Linked DNA regions of Homo sapiens: region 1 is linked to region 2. A link is a loop called in an ENCODE intact Hi-C map of the cell type or tissue named here. Cell type or tissue: GM12878. All regions are shown on one strand. Links, peaks and the distances in the headings refer to the core of each region. The heading gives the core; the rest is flanking DNA. Region 1 has its middle 70 kb from the start of MIR887. Region 2 overlaps MARCHF11 (membrane associated ring-CH-type finger 11).

Evidence for each region. A loop is a pair of places that touch in the nucleus more often than their neighbours do. Peaks named below come from ENCODE experiments on the same cell type or tissue, not always from the same donor. Only the 100,000 strongest peaks of a DNase experiment are listed, where the experiment ranks them.
Region 1: a loop joins it to region 2, with 5 times the contacts of the local background. A loop is called at or near these places in 1 of 110 quality-filtered maps.

Annotation. Positions count from the first base shown.
Region 1 is chr5:16,002,810-16,007,211 of GRCh38, forward strand. No RefSeq gene overlaps it. Among named protein-coding and RNA genes, the nearest start is that of MIR887, 70 kb to the left of the region's middle. In GM12878, for the core only: no CTCF peak of the experiment used is centred there; a DNase peak (open chromatin) is centred at 2,652.
Region 2 is chr5:16,064,858-16,069,246 of GRCh38, forward strand. It overlaps MARCHF11 (membrane associated ring-CH-type finger 11), which reads right to left. Exons shown (of 4, transcript NM_001102562.3): 4 at 2,282-2,936. The coding sequence ends at 2,614. Among named protein-coding and RNA genes, the nearest start is that of MARCHF11-AS1, 62 kb to the right of the region's middle. In GM12878, for the core only: no CTCF peak of the experiment used is centred there; a DNase peak (open chromatin) is centred at 2,754.

The DNA of each region.
Region 1 (4,402 bases), core at 271-4,270, 62 kb before region 2:
AAGCTATGTCTAGTATGCTAAAACACTAATAGTTTTATTATTCTCTCCCTTTATCTACTCCCATGTTTTTTTCTGATATGCTTCCATTTTATAGATTCCAAGCAAGCATATTAGATGTGATTCTTTTAGCAGAAGATGAAAAAAACCCAATTTGAACTAGGTTAGAGACAAAAAGGCCTAATTGACTTTTGTAAGCAAACTATAGGAAGTACAAGGATGTATAAAATCATGCTATCAGAACTCTCTTTGGTTTTCATTTCTTCCTTTATCAATAGCACTGGGACTCTGTAATGAATTCTGTGACATGCCACCTTTAGGAAAAAAATACTTCCAGATGCCCGACTGTCAGCCATCTTTAGGAATTTCTTTGACTAAAGACAGTCACCTAGCCCAAGTCTATGCCCACCTTCCAGTACAACCCACATCCAATCACTGGCCAGTGCAATGGTATAAAGATTAATTCTCTTAGCCTTCCTCATTCTGAGCCCCCGTGTAGTCAGCCAAGGCCATCGCTGAGAAGACATTTCAGCCCAACGTTGCCTGCTTCTCAGTCTTGCTTTCATCCCTTTCTTCCACAATTATTAATTGCAAAAGGATTCCAAAAAAACAAAACAAAACAAACAAAACAAACAAACAAACAAACAAACAAACTTGCAGCTAGTCTTTGTCTCAAAATCTACTTCCCAGGGTCCTCAACCTTCAATAGCTTCCATCTTCCCATCTTTGACAGCTGTGAAGAAAGGTGCATCTATTTGGCAGCTCTATTTCAACAAATCTTGAAAAAAGACTCTCCTTCGACTCGAGCACGGTCCAAGTTTGCACCCTGAGGGCCCTCTGTATCAGGGAGGCCATATTGGAAAGCACAACTGTGGGCCAATCACTGTGGCCTGGGGTCTGAGAAATTATGATTGGCTAACCCAGAGGTAGGTGTCCGCCTTTATCCCAATATCTTTAGGCAGGAAGAGCAAACTGTACCTCCCATTTGCATTAGAGTTGGGGTTGGGAGAAATGGTTCCCTATAATAAGTGAGAAGAATGGCACAGAAATGGCCAAAATGGCCCTGGGAGGACCCATGGGATCCTAACACTGTTCTGCCTTCCTTTCTATACCCCAGTTTCTGTTTAATAGGTGCCTCTTCTATAACCACATTTCAATCTTGAGTCCTATTCTACCCAGAGTGTAGGTGACCATAGCTCTCTATTCTCAAGCTCATGCTGCTTGTTACCCTTAGGCATACATTCCCTCCTATGCAGGTGCATATTTATTAGTTATTCCTCAAAAGGTATGGGAATTTCATTTTCATGATATGGCACTAGTAAAATAATATATTTTTCCTTTCTTTTTGAAGATGTCTGAGGTCTCACTGTAGACTTAGTACACAGACCAACCTTGGGACAGGCCCATGAATGTTTATTTGTAAATATGTGCCCCTTGGTGGTGACGGGCAACCTGAATTAAGAATGACTAGCTTACTGCTTACTGGTCCCATGTGTCTAATTATTATTGTAAATTTTCACCTGCCCCTCAGAGTTTAGCTAGACTATGTACCAAAACCTTTCCCAATAAATATGTCCAGGACCTAGGCACACAATCTCTTGACTATCACTAGAGAAAAGACCAGAAAAATAGGCTTAAGAGACTCTTCGATATTGAAAGTGCACTGTTCACACAAGAATGTAAACTGGAACTGAGGAGAGTTTTAGAACTAAGCCGGCCATCACATTCTCTGAACATTCAGTCCTCAATGTACTGACTGCTCTTTCCTAAATTCAAAGAGATCTCCAAAGCTTACAGAGTTTAAGATTGACCCTAAACCCAAATTCAAGAGGAATAAAATTGCATCTAATCTTCTTGCATCGTTTCACTCAATGGATACATTCCTTCCACCAACTGATCCTTACTCTCTCTGCCCATTTGTCAAAGTCCGCACTTCTGAATCCCATGCAGTGTACATTATTAATAGCTGCTAAATTATTTAAAGAGTAAATTTACTTTAACAGATCTTGAAAGCATAATAAGGGGGATGTATCTCTTATCTTATTTGAAAGGAAATTTGGTCATTTCCTCCTAAAATTATGTAAAATGAGACCAGCCCTGAGGAAAGCAAGAGAAAGGAAAAGAAAATGCCACCACAAATTATAGAACTTCCCAACTGCCTCTGATAAGTCAACTTTTTCAACAATAAAAATAAAAATATTAAACACCTTACATTTACAGAGTCCTTATTATGTGTCAAGGATGGTATAAAGCACTTCCCATGTATTATTGCATTGTTCCCTTAAAACAGCTCTCTGTGGTGGGTAGATCTTTTACTTAGCCTCATTTTGCATATGAGAAATTAACTAAGTGCCTAAGCCCCTCCCTCCCAACCTCAGTTAGTTAATAGCAGGAACAGGAATTAAACTTGACTCCAAACAGGAGCTCCTAATCATCACAAGTTGGGCTTTCTTTTGCCTTCCCAGGGCACATGGTTTGTTTGCCAGCTTTTCTAAGGGATTGCATATTCAAAGGGCCTTTTTTCTGTGTTTGGAAGGCTTTCAGCTCCATTAATTTAATAACTTGTTCATTAGAGGGCTGAGAGTTACAGTCCAGGCTGTGTGATGCAGGTAAGGAGGGCAAGTTTCCTTGAACAGGTTCACAATGTGGTTCATGTTTATGTTATGCTCATTGGACCATGACAGTTAAACTGAAATAGAGAGTAAGTCCTTGTCAGATTCTGTTTCCTTCTCTTTTATGTTTACTGATTTTATCCTTGAACTACTACAAATACTTAGACCAGTCATTTTAACCTTTTTGGGGTTACTGATCCCTTGGAGACTAGTGAAACCTTTGAAATCTTTTTCTAGAAAAATCTTTATATCCACATGATCAAAAAGCTATTAATATATGAATGTTGGAAGATTTACAGAAGAAGCCGGTCTGTGAAGTTTAAGAATCTGAGGAACCCATATTAAATACTTCTACTTTGGTCAAATAAATTCAGATTCCTCCCTTGTATTCAGCAAACACCAGAAATGAAAGACCCAGAAACCAAAGAAACATCTTCTCCTGGCTCCATCTCCTTGACTTCTCAGGATGAATCCTGGGAAGCCCCAGCCACATCACCAAAGCCACCACACTCAGGCATGCAATTGGAGCTCTGTGCAAATGTGGCTCATCAGGGAGGTGAGTGGGAACTGGAGTCCAGCTCATGTCCTGCCTGCCAGCCCACTGCTAAGTTGGGCTACATTCACCAAGAGTGAGTGTGTTTTCTAATTTGCAGAAAGGAGTCTGTGTATGGATCAGTCAGTGTCCTCCATGACATCTACCCCTGGACTATGTGACAGCCAGAAATGACCTATGGATAAAAGTCCCCCATTCCCCAAATCAAAAAGCCCCAGCACAGCTTACTCCCAGATGGCTCCCTGCAGGTTTAAGGCATGGCACTGGAATCTCAGCTTAGTCCAGATAGCCAGTTTCCTTGTGTCCAGTCTCCATTCTGCATGTGAGCAGCATCGAGATGGTCATACAGTTTTTTGTTGTTGTTGTTGGGAATCCAATTTCATAGACACGACTTGCCAATTGTTATTCATCACAATGCGTGTGAGATTTAAACAATAAATATTTCCTCTTTGCTTGCCCACCTGCTTATCCACCACAGCTTATCTATGCAATGTTTTTGAAATGTGAACCATATTCCTTTCTAATAAGAGCCAGACTAGTTTTCATTTTCCAGTAGTGGAAACTTCACAGTGAGGATTTTCTGCCTGGTTGGTCTAGTCTGATTATTATTATTATTATTATTATTTTTTTTGAGAGAGAGTCTACCTCTGTCACCCTGGCTGGAGTGCAGTGGCATGGTCTCAGCTCAGTGCAACCTCTGCCTCCCGGGTTCAAGTAATTTTTGTGCCTTAGCCTCCCCAGTACCTGGGATTACAGGCGTGTGCCACCATGCCCAGCTAATTTTTGTATTTTTAGTAGAGATGGTCTTCTCCATGTTTCCCAGGCTGACCTCAAACTCCTGGACTCAAGAGATCCACCTACCTTAGGCTCCCAAAATTCTGAGAATATAGGCATGAACCACTGTGCCCTGCCTTATAACCCTTCTTAATTGACCTTGTCAGCTATGTGGGAACAAAGGATATGCACCTGAGTCTTTTATTCATGCCCCAAATATTTCTGAAATACCTACTATGTGCCAAGCACTGGAAAACCCAATAGAAGATAGAGGTAAGAATAGGTGATGATAATCCATCTTGGAAATGCTACCATCTGGGGTCTATGCCATTAGATTAAAGCTTGCTAGTTAGATCTTCCTCAAGAAGACATAAGGCCTTGACCACATATCTGTGAGGGCCATAACTTCTCTGGTTTGATTTTTGTACTAATAGCTTCATATCAATATGAAGAATATTCTTGGGTG
Region 2 (4,389 bases), core at 390-4,389:
GTGTTTCTACTACAAATAATTGAAAAGAGGCTGCATACAGCTTCTAAATCTGTATCATATTGAAAAAGATTTTGAAGATAATAATTTAAAATATTTCCAACTCATTTCCTTACCATAAATGTTTTTGACATGTATGGCAGCCCGAGTTTGAATGACGGCATTAACTCATATAGCATGATATTAAGGATTTTAATTATTTTAAAGCTCTATTATTTCAATTCTCGAAATGCACTCCCCACCTTTGGAGTGTTTCTTCTGGGTTTCTTTTCTTTTCTTTTTTTTTTTTTTTTGAGACAGGGTCTCACTCTATTGCCTAGACTGGAGTGTAGTGCAATCTGCCTCCCAGGCTCAAGCGATTCTCGTGCCTCAGCCTCCTGAATAGCTAGGATTACAGGCCGGGCACCATCACGCCCAGCTAATTTTTGTATTTTTAGTAGAGACAGATTCCCCTATGTTGGCCAGGCTGGTCTCGAACTCCTGACCTCAAATTATACACCTGCCTCAGCCTCCTAAAGTGCTGGGATTACAAGCATGAGCCACCACGCTCCGCCTCTTTTGAGTTTCTATGCAATCATTTTCATGAATGGTACATTTTGTTGAGTGGAAATTCTGCCAATTTCTTATTCCAACATTGATTCAGTGTGTGTGTGCGTGTGTGTGTGTGTGAGAGAGAGAGAGAGAGAGAAGGTGGGAGCTGTGAAGACAGGATGTAGACAAAAGGTACACTCAAAGAGCAAGGTCTTGGGAAATAGGGAGACTAGGGCGCGTGTTTTTTATTTTATTTTTTCTGATGGATATTTCCATCATCCACTCGCCTTTCCATCAAGCAGGCTTGTCTCCAGCCTTCTCCACCTCATGCACCCCATACAGTCATTACAGAAAGTGGGGTTCTCATCCTCTGTCCCTTTTTGTTTTCGAGTGAGTTGATATGAATACAAAGGTGTGCACTAATTCGAAGGGCAGTGGAGCAGTGATAATTTGTGTCTAAAGTCTCTTAGTCCAGTATTTTTAACACAATGCTCTAAATTGTAATGTCAATACTAACCACAATTATCCTCTATTAAACGTTACGCTGTTGATGATCTGCCTTAGTGATGAAACTGTTCAGGAATCTCACCCAGGACTGTGCTCATGGAACATCAGATTAAAACAAGCAATTAATCAAAGTTTGAAACACTGTTTAACATTCTCAACATCTGAATCTGCCCTTAAATAGCGGCTGAATTTTCCTTCTTTTATGATTCATTCTTCACGTTTCTGCAAATTGTCACATCCTTATCATTTGTGACACAGCTTTTGACTGGAAAAATATTATTTCAAGTTTTGGGAGAATTTGCTATGGAGGAATCACAATTCTATTCTGTGAGGTATTCCATTATGTAAACATGAACTATTCTATTATTAATCACCCAAGAGTTATTTTTAGAAAATAGAACGTAAAGCATTTTATTTTATATGATTTAAAATCTAGTCATTGATTACTTCAAACAACCAGCATGTTCAATTCATGTTTCTAGGGAAAACATCCTTCCTGTCTTCTCATCTGCTCTGCAGTTGTTCATTAAAATGTGCCAATTGCCTCCATTAGGTAGATAAGAAGGTAGAAAATCCCCAGGTACCGCTAGTTCGCAACCTGTTCCTGGGGAGTCAATAGCCTCATTTTTCATTTCCTCTTTTCATTTAAAAAAATACTCATCTAGTGAAAGAAAAAGACTTCTCACTGCTGGCAAACACATTTCATAGAACTTCATTAAACCAAGTAATAGGATTAGCTTTTAAATGATTTAAGAAGGTATGTAAGGTTTTACAAAAAGAAAATCTAATTAAGATGGTGCTCAAAGAATTCAAGACACTAATAATTAACTAAATTAATTGTGATAGGTCTATCGGAGGGCTATGCAAATGTTAGTCATTGTCATTATTGCAGGTACTAGGACACAACATTTTGGTGAGCTTTTGGGGTTATAAGTATGCAAGATGCCCTGCTTATGTAATATGTACTGGAGTAAAGCTATTTTTATTTCACTCATTTTTATCTTTTTACAAGCTCTCTGTTTCAGAAATTAGATAACAAGACATAAGTCCTAGACCATGCATTCCTGGTGACTGGTTACTTCAACACAGCAAAAAGTCATGCTTCAGTTTGCCAACCAGCACGAGGCACAAGAGCATCACCTCAGAGCTCTCTATGTTGCAGAACTGACAGGCACTTTGGAATCTGCCCACAGCATCCTAAACTCTTAACCATTTGTAACAGGTCTGAAAAATTACACACAGAGCGAAAGCTTTCATAAAAATATATTTAAAACAAGCAAGAAAAAATAGTTTTGGCCTTAAGGATAACTTTCATTATTCTTTTAACCAAGTATAGTTAAATTATATGTATAATGATTTCAAGTACCAACTTATAAAAGATGTGACAAACCAGACAACGAAGAACAAGAGGACTCTTTTTCTCAGAAAAATGTATTTGCAATTCAAATGTTCATATAAAAAGCATAAATTTTAAAAAGTTCATAGATGTGTTTTTAGAAGTGCTATGGTTTTGCCATTCACTGCAATTACATTGCAAAATGTGCAGGGTGGTCCACACTGCATCATCTTATGCTTTTGTCACACTGAAGTCACTCTCATCACAACCTCCCCCGAGCTGTTATCTTCTGATAAGTCTTCATGGGGCCTCATCCGATTGAACAGGTGCAATAACACATAGCCACACTGAAACCTTGGTGAGGTTAACTGAGTTGGGTGGACCAAGTTTCTGTTCCGCAGAGCTGTCAATGGCAACCACAAAGTCCTACTTGTGGAAGACTCTCCCCGGCTGCTTTCTTCGATGTCTGTGGCTTTGTCATAATTTAACACATCCCAGTGCAAATTCACAGCTCGCCAGCGCTTAAACACTCTGTAAACTGCAGCTCCTTCATGAACAATGAGACCTAAAATTTGAGAAAATAAAAAACCAAAAAGACTGGTGATAATCCAAGGCTGGGAGTGTTATTTTGTATACAAGTAAGGGATCCAAAAATAGTTATGTTATTCATCATCAGCAAAAATACAGTATTCTGTTTACTCAAATATTATGGCTAATGGCAAGTTACTACCCATATGACACAGAAATAATCCATTTTTGAAGAATGAGAATACACTAATATGTAGCGAATCAAGCTATTGTGGATATAATTTCCTTGCTCCATCATGGCTCAGATTTTGCTTTGGGAATTTATATTGCCTTAGGAGAATCATTAGGTTCATTTATGCATTTAACACATATTCTTGAGTGCTCATTGTGTGGCCAAGCAATGTGTTAGGGGCTTGAACCCAGCTGGCAGTTTAGTTTGAGAAAGAGACAGATGTTAATGTCATTACAGATACTAAGGTTACTGTTTCCCCAGTTCCTAAAACAATGCCTGACGCACAGTAAAAACCATGTAAATTTTGTTATTTGTACTCTCCTCAACAATTCAACAAAAATGTATTGAACAGTTACTTTAGAGCTTTATGAATATTATCCCATGTAGTACTCATCGTAGTCTTATAAATTTAAGTACTAGCACTTACCCCGTTTGGCAAACAAGGAAACCAAGCCTTGGGGATGTTCAGAAACGTGCTCAAAAACATACAACTAGTAGCGGTGGAGAGCAGGGATTCAAAAACAGGCAGGCTTGCTCCAGGGTCCTTGCTCTTTGCTGCTATAAAGTGAATCAGATCTTTCCACGTTTCTGAGACAGACTCTCAGGAAAATAAAGTAATACAGCAAACTTGGAAACCGTTAAGTCAGACAGGATGCACTAGCACATGTGTCATCTCCACTATCCACTCCAGATCTGTCACACACCCTGCATTTCACACATTTACATTTCAGCGTGTTGTCCAAAGGCTTTTGAATTCGTGATCCCTCACAAAAAGTAGTCCCTGGGGAAGGTCTCTCAGGTGAGGTGAAGTGAGGAAGAGCTCTTCTCTTTGAGGAGGCTGAAAGTCCACTGAAGTTGGTAGAGAGATCAATGAATATCCTTTGGTAGATGAAGTACGGCATGTGAGCAGAGCATGTCGGCTGGCACAACCATGTTTTAATGATAAATTTAAAAATGAGCAGATCCCACCTTTTAGCAGTTAGACCTTTGGGTATATGCCCTAGAGAAACTCTCACAAATGTGAACAAGGAAGTAAGTTAAAAAATGTTTACTACCTAATTGCCTGTATTTGAAGGAAAAAATTGCAAGGCATCTCAAAGTCTATCCTCAGAAGAATGGATAAATTGTATGTAGAACCAATGGATAAGAGTAATGAGATAAAATGAAACATAGTCATCTGCATTAATGTGGATACCTCTGAAACCATAATGACAATCCCAAAGTCACAATGAAAAAATTAAAGTTTCAGAAAGAAACA